2 separate regions of the Homo sapiens genome follow, and region 1 is linked to region 2. The links are chromatin contacts, found by Hi-C or POLR2A ChIA-PET in ENCODE. All regions are on one chromosome and are shown on one strand. Each heading gives the region's core, a stretch centred on a gene start or an enhancer-like site at or near the end of the contact. The rest is flanking DNA. Distances are from core to core; before and after follow the strand shown.

Region 1 (6,133 bases), core at 832-3,331, 130 kb before region 2:
CCCCCTTAGGTGCCTGGGTCCCGGCTCAGGACTCCAGCTTCGCCCTCCCCGCAGTCTTTGCGGCCCTCTCACCTCGGTGGTTAGTTTTGGGGCATCGAGCCAAACTGGCACGGTCCGACTGCGGGCTCGGTTCGGAGCAAACGGTGAGAGCTGAGCTCTGGTACCGCTTCAAAGAGGTGGTGCCACCCGCATGCAGCCCCGGGTTCCAGGAGGTGGTACAGTCCGGGCCCGCGGGCCCGCCCCACGAAATGGTACAGTCCGTGCGCGGCTCCCCGCCCAGGCCACTGCCCCAGTAGGTATCGCCGTCGGGCCCCACAGAACAGTCCCAGCTGGTGTTGCTCCCGGCGGCCTGGGCGCGCGACCACGAGGTGGCCTCTCCCGCCACGGGGACGCAGTTCTGGCCCGCGGCGCCTTCGGAGCCGGCGGCGGGGATGGGGCCCGGGCCGAGAGGGGCGGGGCCCAGGGTCTGCGAGGCGCCGCTCCAAGAGTCCCAGGCTGTGCACGCCATGTCTGTCCAGTCCCCGGACCACGGAAGAGCCTGAGAGTCGGGCTCTGTGAGGAGTAACGGATCCCGAGTGAGGGGAGCCCAGGTGCCCCCTCAAAAACTCTAGGGTCTAAGCTCTCAACCCTGGCACTTGGGGCCCGGCTGACCCGGATCCAGGTCATGCCACCTTGAGGGCGCAGGTGTTCTCAGTCCTCAAAGATCAGGGAGTCTACACCTCTAGCCCCGGTGCCTCGGGACCCCAGTCCCCACCTCCCACCGCCTCTCCCCACACTCACCCGCCCCCCATGGAACTTCTGGGTGCAGTAACGCGGAGCCCCAGTCCAGCTGTGGGAAGCTTGCCAGGGATGAGCTTGTACCTGAGTTTAGGGAGGACTGTGAGCAATGAAAGAGACCCCTCAACTACCCACTCTCTAGTCTCTACTTGTCAGGGACTGGGAGTTATGGCCCCCCAGCCCGTATTTCAGCACCCCGCGCCCCCTTTTCCTTCACCCTCAGGGGTCAAGCACGCGGCCCCTCCCCACCCAGTCCCAGGAACCTAGGCACGCCCCCCTCCTCCCTTTGCCCTAGGATCCCAGCCTCCCCGCTTCTTCTCCAGCACTTAGGGGTCCCAGCCCGCAGCCACCTTTCCAGCATGTCTCTGCTGTCGCTGTCGGCGTGTCCCCTTGGAGTGCCAGATCAGGGAAACAGAAGCCTAATTTGGCTCCTTCTGCAGGCGATAAGGGGTTAGGGTCAGCAGAGGCCCCACCTGGACACCCTCCCCACACACGTTGTGGCAGCCTCGGCAGCCTACCAAGCCCTGCCAGCTTGTTCCCTGGAGGCACTTCCTGTGGGGATGCCTCATCCCAGTTCCACAGGTCCATGGATGCGATGAAGGCCTTCTGAATGTTCTGGGTCGGGAAAAGTCCAGATGGCAATGGGTGAGCTGGTGACACTTGGAGGCCCTGGAGTCTGGGCCCCAGCCCTAGCTTCCCTCAGAGCCAGGAGTCCAGGCCTCCGCTCCCTCCTTCCCCAGGAGCCTAAAATCTTGGTCCTGGGAGTGAGGGACCCCAGCTCTCTTCCTCTGTTAGACCCAGGAGTCCAGGCCCCCGGCTTCTTGGGAGTCTAGTCCCCCAGGTCCTTCCTAACCCAGACACCCAGGCATCTAGTCCTCAGTTCATCGCTCACCTCTGGCGGGTTCCTCTGCCCCCAGCCGGGGGTCTCAGCCCCATTTCATACCATGCACCCCCTCCCCCAAGGGCCTGGGCAAGGGGGAATTTTCCGAGACGTCAGAGCAGGGGTCGCAGCCAGGCTCAAGTTGCAGAGGCAGGGGCGGGGCCGAGCCTCGACCCCAGCCTCGGGGATAGGTGCTGGCCTCTGGGGCTGCCCTGCTGCAGGGGTGGCGTGGGCTTGGAGCGAGGCTTGGGGAACAGCGGGCTGGGTGAGGGCAGGGCGGAGGCTGGGAGAAGTTTACGGGGTGATGGGGGCGGGGCGGGGGGCTTGGTGAACGGGCTGTCTGCCTCAGGGTCTCGATCCTGCGACATGGGGGGAGTGAGGGGAGAGGGTCTGGGGTCAGCTGGGCTAAGCTGGGCTTATCTGCAACAGGAAGAGGGATTTCCGGCCAGATTCCCCCACCCGCCCCCAGCGTCAGCTGACGTCACAATCGGCAGAGTAACTGCGGGGGCGTGGAGCAGGAGTGAAGGCCCACCCAATCCTCCACCAGGCCCAGTAGGGAGGGCGTCCTGGGGCTGCTTCCCAGGAGTGCCAATCATAGCAATATTGACATCAACAATTTCAACAATAACAATAGTAGCAATAACGGCCAACATTAAATGAGGGCTCATTGTGTGAAACCAACTGTGCCATACCCCTTCATTGAATCCTTCTATGAGGCAAGTACAATACATACTCTCATTTGATGAAGGGGGAAGGTAAGGCAGGCATCCTCCCACTGCTCTCCTTCTCCAGACCCCATGCCCTTCCGCGCTGTAATAGTTTAGGACAATTGGGGAAACTGGAGTATGAACTGAATATGAAATATCATAGAATTCTTTTCTTAGATTTGATAATGGTATTCAGGAGGAAAGATATCATTTAGAAAATGAACTCAGAGATGAAATGTTATAATGTCTGTAACTTGTGGTTGGGCGCGGTGATTCACGCCTGTAATCCCAGCACTTTGGGAGGCTGAGGCGGGTGGATCATCTGAGGTCAGGAGTTCTAGATCAGCCTGTCCAACATGGTGAAACCCTGTCTCTACTAAAAATACAAAAAATTAGCCAGGCGTGGTGGCGGGTGCTTGTAATCCCAGCTACTCGGGAGGCTGAGGCAGGAGAATTGCTTGAACCAGGGAGATGGAGGTTGCAGTGAGCCAAGATCATGCCATTGCACTCCAGCCTGGGGAACAAGAGCGAAACTTCATCTCAAAAAAAGAAACAACAAAAAAAAAGTCTGTAACTTGCTCAAATAATTCAGCAAAAAACAACAAAAAACCACAGCTATACATGTAACATATACATACATACATGAAATATTTAGGACATACCTAAACTATAAAATTGTTCACGTAAAATTCAATAACTGGGTGTCCTATATATATATAAAATATTTTTCGAGATGGAGTCTCACTCTGTCGCCCAGGCTGGAGTGCAGTGGTGCGATCTCAGCTCACTGCAACCTCTGCCTCCCGGGTTCAAGCAATTCTGGTGCCTCAGCCTTCCAAGTAGCTGGGATTACAGGCAAGCACCACCATGCCCGGCTAATTTTTTGCATTTTTAGTAGAGATGGGGTTTTGCCATGTTGGCCAGGCTGGTCTCGAACTCCTGACCTCAAGTGATCCACTTGCCTCGGTCTCCCAAAGTGCTGGGATTACAGGCGTGAGCCACCATGCCTAGGCTAATTTTTGCATTTTTAGTAGAGATGGGGTTTTGCCATGTTGGCCAGGCTGGTCTCAAACTCCTGGCCTCAAGCTATCCACCTGCCTTAGCCTTAGTGCTGTAATTAGAAGCATGAGCCACCACCGTGCCCAGCCATCCTGCTGTATTTTAATAAGTATGTAATATTTACCATTAAAAATAACTTTTGCATATCGGCATCTTCCAGTCCCCAGCCCAGCCTCTTGATCATTAACTACTTGCCGTTCTGGAGAGCGGGTGGCATTGCTCCTCCTTCCATTTTACAGTAAAGTAAACCGGGGGTCCCATGGAGTGGGAGTGGGACTGGGATTGGAATCAGTGTGGGGTAAGCCACAGAGCCCTGGAGCATCACTGGTCCCTCTATCCGTCCAGCGCGGAGGCCTGAAGGGAGTCCTGGCTTCCCATCCTTGAAGCTGGCCTCTTGTCTGTCTCTCCATGTCTCTCTGCCCTCTTTCTTCAGGTTGGCATATCTAAAGCTGGGTCTCTGTTGCCACGGGCCTGACTCCAGTGAGGCTTTGTCACCTGGTCTCTTCTGACATCTCTGTCCCTCCCCATCTGTCTTTGAGTGTTCCTATCTCATCTCCTTGTCCGTCTCCATCTGTCTCTTGGTTTTCTCCCCGTCCCCCTTCCCACTGCACAGTCTCTGATGGTTCTCATCTCTGCCTCTGAGCCTCCTGCTCACAGCGCCATCTCTACCTCTGCTTGCCACATTCTATGTGTGTGTGTCTCTTCTTGTTCTCAGGAAGACTTGTGTGCATTAAAAAAAAAGATAAACATTTAGGGGGTACAAGTGCAGATTCCTTACTGGATATATGTCAGTATATCCAGTATACTGGCCTGGGCCTTTAGTGCACCCGAATGGTGAGCAACGTACCCAACTGGTAACTGTTCAGCTTCCCCCACGCTCCCACCTTTTGGAGTCTGCAGTGCCTGTTACCCCACTCTGCATGTCCACGTGTACCTGCTGTTCTGCTCCCACTTGGAAGTGAGAATCACATGCATTTGGAAGCGTCCTTTCTGGAGCCATCCTCTCTTCCCATCTCCTCCCGTGACCCTATGCTTGCTGTCAGTACAAGGGGGGTCAGGGGTAGAAAAGACTAGTGATGGGGGGAAGGGGCTTTGAGGATCCTGGGGCTGGGTGGTCTGGCCCAGGTGGCAGGGGGCTAAAGGGCACTTCCTGCCAGGGAGGCTCTCACCCTCTGACCAGACTGGAAAATGTGACGTCAGAGAGGGGGCAGTAAGGCGGGGAAGACAGGAACAGGAGAAATTCGACACCTCTCCTGGGGGACCTCGGTCCCTGAGAGGCCTTGGTATTGTCCATCCCCCGACTTATGCCCCACAAAGTCCTGCCCAACCTGCTCCCTCCTAATGGAGGGTTCCGATGGCTGTGTCCCTGGGAGACCCTCCACTCCTCCCCATACTCAAACCTGCCATCTCCCTCCTCTGGCCCAGTCCCTGCCCCAGCCTTCTAGACTTCCAGCCACAGTGGTGGTCGCAGGGCGTTTTTTTTTTTTTTTTTTTGAGACAGAATCTCACTCTGTCACTAAGGCTGGAGTGCAGTGGCGCGATCTCAGCTCACTGCAACCTCCTTTTACCAGGTTCAAGCGATTCTCCTGCCTCAGCCCTCCCAAGTAGCTGGGACTACATGTGCCCGCCACCACGCCCAACTAATTTTTGTATTTTTCAGTAGGCACAGGGTTTCACTATGTTGGCCAGGCTGGTCTCGAACTCGTGACCTCAAGTGATCTGCCTGCCTCCCAAAGTGCTGGGATTACAGGCGTGCGCCACCGCACCCAGCCGGTCACAGGGCCCTTTCTACAGCGCACATCTGTGCTGCCCAGGACCTTGCTGCTGCTTGAATTTTCTCAGCTTTTTGGGGCTTGCTGCTGCCTTCTGCGTAAAGCTTAAGCCCTCAGCCTGGCATTCAAGGCCCTGCACAGACACCTCTTCAGACAGGCAGAGGCCAGCTTGGAGCTGGGAAGAGAGGGGAACAGACCCCAAGTCTCTGTTCTCTCTATCTGTGGGTCTCTCCTCCTTTTTCATTTCCCAGCTCCAAGGGAGAGAACAGAGACCAACAGGGATATAGAAGCTTAGAGACAAGAAATGGAGGGGTACCCACAGAGACAGAGATAGAGGTGCCCACCGAGACTTAGAGCATGGTGAGCTGGCTGGGCATGGCAGACTGGAGAAGCTGGAAAGCCCCAGAGGAGACTTGGGGGTGGACGGTTCCTTCAGGAAGGGCCCCCTCACCCACAGGTCAGCGCCCCCATCCTGCCCTGACCACTCTGGGCTCTTATCGTCAGGGCACCGGGCCTATTTTCTGCACTGGACCTTGAGCTCTAACGGTGCAGGGCCCAGGACTTTTAGTCACCATTGTGTCCTCAAGCACTGTTCAGACCCTTGGTGAGAGTCTGCTGGATGGAAGAGGGCCTAGAAGCCTGTGAGCTCCAGAAGGGAAGGGCCTAGATCTCCTACCTTGGTGCTGAGAACACAGGAAGTAGCCAGGACACGGGGATGGGCCTCAGCTTGGCTTCACCCTTGCCATTGGCCCCCCTTTCTCCTCTGGAATAAGCAGCACTCAGCATGTGTGGAAGAGGTTTGAAGAGGGAATGGGTGCGCAGGAAGGGCTCAGAAGCCCCCGCCTGGGTGTTTGCCTGGGTAAACTCTCAAGGCTCCCCGCCATTTCCAGCTGTGGGGAAGCCAAGCCCTGCTCCCCACAGCGTGCTTCCATGCCCAG
Region 2 (5,999 bases), core at 1,937-4,436:
GAGTTTCGCTCTGTTGTCCAGGCTGGAGTGCAATGGTGCAATCTCGGCTCACTGCAACCTCCACTTTCCAGGTTCAAACAATTTTCCTGCTTCAGCCTCCTGAGTAGCTGGGATTATAGGTGCCTGTCACCACGTTCGGCTAATTTTTGTATTTTTAGTAGAGAGGGGGTTTTCACCATGTTGGCCAGACTGGTCTTGAACTCCTGACCTCAGATGATCCACCTGCCTTAGCCTCCCAAAGTGCCTGGCTCAAGTTTTGACAACTCTATTTTACCACAGTCTTTTCACATATGATTTTGTGTGTGATGCTGAGCCACTTGGGCCTCAGTTACCTCATCTGTATAATGGGAATAATATTAACCTCTTGTGGTCATATTGAGGATTCAATGAGATCATGTATGTGAAAGCACCTAATATTTTATTTGGTTCACACTAGTTATTTAATAAGGATGCCCTAGGGCTGATCTGAGGTGGCTCCTCAGGCCCAGCGATGTCTGAGGGGCAATTTTTTCCTAGCAGGTAGAACACAGGCCTGTTGGTGGCATGGGAGAATTGAGGTGATCCATGGACACGGCTTTGAATAACTGAATCACACAGGGAGAAACTTACTTTCTTCTCAATTTTCTTTTAAGCTCTCTGACTATGTTAAAGAGAAAGACTTCATTTTAGTTTTTGAAAAAATTTATTATTAGTGTTATTTTCTTGAGGCCTGGACCTACCTTTGAGAAAGACCCCATGTCCAGCTGTGCTGGTGAGTCAGAACACCTCTTTCATACTTGCTAATCTTCCTTCTTAACAAAAAGGGCACATGGCCGGGCGTGGTGGCTCATGCCTGTAATCCCAGCGCTTTGGGAGGCCAAGGCAGGCAGATCACTTGAGGTCAGGAGTTCGAGACCAGCTTGTCCAACATGGTCAAACTCCGTCTCTACTAAAAATACAAAAATTAACTGGGCATGGTGGTGTGCATCTGCAATCCCAGCTATTTGGGAGGCTGAGGAAGGAGAATTGCTTGAACTCTGGAGGTGGAGGTTGCAGTGAGCCGAGATTGCGCCATTGCACTCCAGCCTGGGCAACAGAGGGAGACTCCATCTCGAAACAAAACAAACAAACAAACAAAAAACAAAGAGAGTGCAGGAGCTGCAGCAAGCATAATGTAATACCACTGTTTGCTCATGCCTGTCATCCCAGCACTTTGGGAGGCTAAGGCAGGAGGATCGTATGAGCCCAGGGGTTTGAGATCAGCCTGGGCAACACAACAAGATCTCATCTCCACAAAAATAAAAATTAAAAAATTAGCTGGAGGCTAGGTGCGGTGGCTCACGCCTGTAATCCCAGCACTTTGGGAGGCCGAGGCAGGCAGATCACGAGGTCAGGAGTTCACGACCAGCCTGGCCAACATGGTGAAACCCTGTCTCTACTAAAAACACAAAAATTAGCCCAGCGTGGGATTACAGGCCCAGCATGCGCCTGTAATCCCAGCTACTTGGGAGGCTGAGGCAGGATAATCACTTGAACCTGGGAGGCGGAGGTTGCAGTGAGCCAAGATCGTGCCATTGCACTTCAGCCTGGGCAACAGAGTAAGACTCTGTCTCAAAAAGAAAAAAAAAATTAGCTGGGTGTGCTGGTGTGCATCTATAGTCCCAGCTACTTGGGAGACTGAGACAGGAGGATCGCTTGAGCCCAGGAGGTCGATGCTGCAGTGAGCTACAATTGTGCCAGTGTACTCCAGCCTGGGCAAGACCCTGTCTCTAGAAAAAAAGAACCATCTCCCAGAGTTGTATAATTCTTAAACTGCTTGTGCTTAGTCCAATGCTGGGTACATACAGAACCGCTGATAAGCTGGAGCTGTAATTATTATTATTATTATTATTATTATTACCACCATCGCTATTATCATCATTAACGAGTCAGAGATGGAATAACAGGGAAGTAGGAGCTGAGGAGGACAGATGGGGATAGTGTTTACAAGGTAAGAAGTGTTGGATGTTATAAGCTGGGGTGCGGATATTGGGGTGGAGAGAAGAGAGAGACTGACTGAGAGACATTGAGAAAGGCTGATGGAAACTGGCCCCTCCTAACTGGGCGATGAACCCCAGTGATACGAAACAGTGGGAGGCCCTGTGGCCCCTGGGAATAGAGAAGCAGCCACACTTGCTGGGCAGGGGTGAGGCGGGGGGAGGCTCCCAGGTTCTGTATCCCGAGCTGGGACTGGGGAGAGGGCCGTGGCTCTCACGGATGGCTCCTGACCTTGCGCTACCCTCTTCTCGCTTGCCATTGCTGCCCTGGCCCCTGGCCTGGGGGATGGGTGGGGTGAGCTGGCCCAGTCCCGCCCCTCATAGGCGCTTATACTCACACGTGCCCCTCTAGGGCTGCGTAAACAGGATGGGTGCCTGGGTCAGCGGCTCCCTCCCTTGGCCTTCCCTCCCACTCGTTCCCTGGGGGTGGCTGGCGCGCCTGGCTGCCCTGCTCCGCGCCCAGCTTTCTCAGCCGGGAGCAGCCTGAACGCTGAGACACCCTGCTGACCACTCAAAGGGCTATGGCCACCTCCTTCCCCGACACCGAGGGTCCCCCCGGGGGCTCTCCCCAGAATCTCAGAAACTGACACGCAGCCCCGTGTTTGCCAGTCTCTCTCTGTGGGCTGGAAGGTGTGGAGGAACAAGAAGGCAGTCACCTGTAGGTGGCAATGCGGGAGGGGAGAGGGAGAGGAGAGGCTGAGGTGCTGAAACCGAGAAAGGCCAGGCCGAGGACGGGCAATGCCTGTCACTCTGGAGCCCCTGAGCCAGGCTGGCTGAGCCTGGGTGGGTCCTGTCCCCTGGGGCTTCCCTGTCCTTACTCCTTTGGTGGGGTCCTGCCAGTAACTCCTCTCTTCTAAGTCTGCCCCCACCCCACCGCCTCCAGGAGCCAACGACAACCTGTCTCCTTAGATGCCCCTGCCCCCACCCAGCTCCCCGAATGCCTGGGGTTGGGAAATGGGAGCACTTTTGCATCACCTCATCCATTTCTCCCTCCCTCCCTGATGCGGCTCACTCTCTGTTTCGACAGAGACTCTCAGACTCACAATAACAGCTGATTACCCTATTGGTGGCTGGGCCCTGAGTCACTGCGGGGAGGGACCTCAGGTTGCCCAGCCCTGTCACCTTCTCCCAACCTAGAGTATAAGGAGTAGTGACAGGGAGGTGGACTCTGAGAAGCCCAGGCAGTTGAGGACAGGAGAGAGAAGGCTGCAGACCCAGAGGGAGGGAGGACAGGGAGTCGGAAGGAGGAGGACAGAGGAGGGCACAGAGACGCAGAGCAAGGGCGGCAAGGAGGAGACCCTGGTGGGAGGAAGACACTCTGGAGAGAGAGGGGGCTGGGCAGAGATGAAGTTCCAGGGGCCCCTGGCCTGCCTCCTGCTGGCCCTCTGCCTGGGCAGTGGGGAGGCTGGCCCCCTGCAGAGCGGAGAGGAAAGCACTGGGACAAATATTGGGGAGGCCCTTGGACATGGCCTGGGAGACGCCCTGAGCGAAGGGGTGGGAAAGGCCATTGGCAAAGAGGCCGGAGGGGCAGCTGGCTCTAAAGTCAGTGAGGCCCTTGGCCAAGGGACCAGAGAAGCAGTTGGCACTGGAGTCAGGCAGGTTCCAGGCTTTGGCGTAGCAGATGCTTTGGGCAACAGGGTCGGGGAAGCAGCCCATGCTCTGGGAAACACTGGGCACGAGATTGGCAGACAGGCAGAAGATGTCATTCGACACGGAGCAGATGCTGTCCGCGGCTCCTGGCAGGGGGTGCCTGGCCACAATGGTGCTTGGGTGAGTGGCTGTGGGGCTGCATGTGGAAATGGGAGGCTGTGGGCTGCTGGGCTGAGATTCTTGGGAAACGGTTGAAAGGATGGATGGATCTCTTACTTGCAGGCTTCTGGGGCAGCTTCCTTCTATGTTCTGCCCCCCTCCTATGCCACCCTGGAGTCCCTCTGCCTGTCTCTCTCCTGGTCTCTTTATGATTTGCCCTGGCTCTTCTCTACCAGGGTCAGAGATGGTCCCACTAAGTGCAGGTATGTTGTTCTTGCAGGAAACTTCTGGAGGCCATGGCATCTTTGGCTCTCAAGGTGGCCTTGGAGGCCAGGGCCAGGGCAATCCTGGAGGTCTGGGGACTCCGTGGGTCCACGGATACCCCGGAAACTCAGCAGGCAGCTTTGGAATGAATCCTCAGGGAGCTCCCTGGGGTCAAGGAGGCAATGGAGGGCCACCAAACTTTGGGACCAACACTCAGGTAAAGTCACCCCCAGACCTGCTACCTGCCACCTCCCTCCCTCCAAGCCCACATGCTCCGCGTGCCTCCCTGGTCCCTCTGGATCCTACTCTCAGTCTCACCCTCTCTGCAGGGAGCTGTGGCCCAGCCTGGCTATGGTTCAGTGAGAGCCAGCAACCAGAATGAAGGGGTAAGAGGAAGGGGCTGGGAACAAATGAAGAAGCCACTGGGTGCAGGCTACAGAGAGCTGGGGAAAGACAAAGAGGAAAGCAAGATGGGGGAGTGGAGGGATTGGGGTGAGAGGAAGAGATGGGGCTGGGCGAGGTGGCTCACACCTGTAATCCCAGCACTTTGGGAGGCCAAGGCACGTGGATCACCTGAGGTCAGGAGTTCAAGACCAGCCTGGTCAACATGGTGAAACCCTGTCTTCACTAAAAATACAAAAATCAGCCGGTCATAGTGGCATGCGCCTGTAATTGCAGCCACTTGGGAGGCGGAGGCAGGAGAATCACTTGAACCTGGGAGATGGAGGTTGCAGTGAGCCGAGATCGCATCACTGCACTCCAGCCTGAGCAACAGAGTGAGACCCTGTCTCAAAAAAAAAAAAAAAAAAAAAAGGAGGAAGAGACGGGCCTGGGCCTGGGGAGGAGGCAGATGGGAAGGGGAGGTGGGAGAAACACATTAGGAGAAAGGAAGCCAAGCCCCAAAGAATGGGAGAGGCCTGGCCTGTGTCCATGGCCGAGGCCAACGTCTCCAAACTCACCGTCCCCAAACTCACCATCCCTTTCCCTCGACAGTGCACGAATCCCCCACCATCTGGCTCAGGTGGAGGCTCCAGCAACTCTGGGGTGAGTGGAGAGGGGCAACCCAGGAGTTGTGCACCAGGAGGAAATGGAGAAGTTCTGCTCCCCTTAGACTGGGCATCATGGAATATGGCCTGGGTGGAGAGGGAGGGAGGAGGGGCCCGTCTTGGTGCTCTGTCTTTAATCCCAGCCCTGCTCCCTTCCTGCCCCTCAGGGAGGCAGCGGCTCACAGTCGGGCAGCAGTGGCAGTGGCAGCAATGGTGACAACAACAATGGCAGCAGCAGTGGTGGCAGCAGCAGTGGCAGCAGCAGTGGCGGCAGCAGTGGCGGCAGCAGTGGTGGCAGCAGTGGCAACAGTGGTGGCAGCAGAGGTGACAGCGGCAGTGAGTCCTCCTGGGTGAGTTTGGCACCTCTGTGGAAGGCTGAGATGGGGTGAGGCCCTAGTGGTCCCTGCCGGGAGAGGGCTCCAAGTTTCTCTGAAAGCTGCCGCTGCCCGAGGATGGGCGGCCTCGCTGATAGTCGTCACCCTGAGGCTCCCTCAGCCTCCTGTTCCCCACCCATGCTGTGCCCCTGATGCGCGCACTATCGTTTCTGCCAGAGCCACCCCACTGCTTCTGACTCTGTATCCCTATTTTCCACTCTGTGATGGTGGGGACGTTATCCCGCCTGTCTAAGCTCTTGCAGTCAAGTCCACTTGGCAAGTCTCAGGAGACCGTGGGGTGGCGGAGAAAGAGGGGGACATGGGAGAATATGACACTTGTCTGGGAAGCTCCCAGGAGAATGGGGGCAGGACTGTGATCCGGGAGACCTACGGACGCTGACAGAGCGACGGTGCAGACGACATTCACACATGGGGCCCCTGCACGATGGGTGTGAGGGCAGGAAGGGGCGCTGTGACCCCGCAGCTGCCACCCCAGGGCCCCGGGCCTCACTGACTCCAGAGCCGGCAGTCTCTCCAGCCTCCTGGTCAAT

Evidence for each region. Hi-C counts contacts between places; a loop is a spot of excess contacts on that map. ChIA-PET counts read pairs that join two places held with the same protein, here RNA polymerase II (POLR2A). Pooled maps may share reads with other maps.
Region 1: a loop to region 2 is called in a map of PC-3, with 7 times the contacts of the local background. The contact joins the promoter of ETV2 here to the promoter of DMKN in region 2. A Hi-C loop is called at or near these places in 4 of 168 maps with a recorded cell type or tissue (HCT116, MCF 10A, PC-3 and 1 more) and 7 of 50 pooled maps. POLR2A ChIA-PET finds 5 or more read pairs at or near these places in 15 of 52 experiments (Caco-2, GM12878, H1 and 11 more).

Annotation. Positions count from the first base shown.
Region 1 is chr19:35,637,693-35,643,825 of GRCh38, reverse strand. ETV2 (ETS variant transcription factor 2) reads right to left here and starts at 2,081. Exons shown (of 7, transcript NM_014209.4): 1 at 1,670-2,081; 2 at 1,296-1,392; 3 at 1,128-1,211; 4 at 781-861; 5 at 73-552. The coding sequence starts at 1,365. RefSeq lists a silencer at 277-556 and an enhancer at 1,210-1,925.
Region 2 is chr19:35,510,836-35,516,834 of GRCh38, reverse strand. It overlaps DMKN (dermokine), which reads left to right and starts at 3,186. Exons shown (of 16, transcript NM_033317.5): 1 at 3,186-3,785; 2 at 4,045-4,245; 3 at 4,358-4,414; 4 at 5,022-5,072; 5 at 5,242-5,424. The coding sequence starts at 3,360.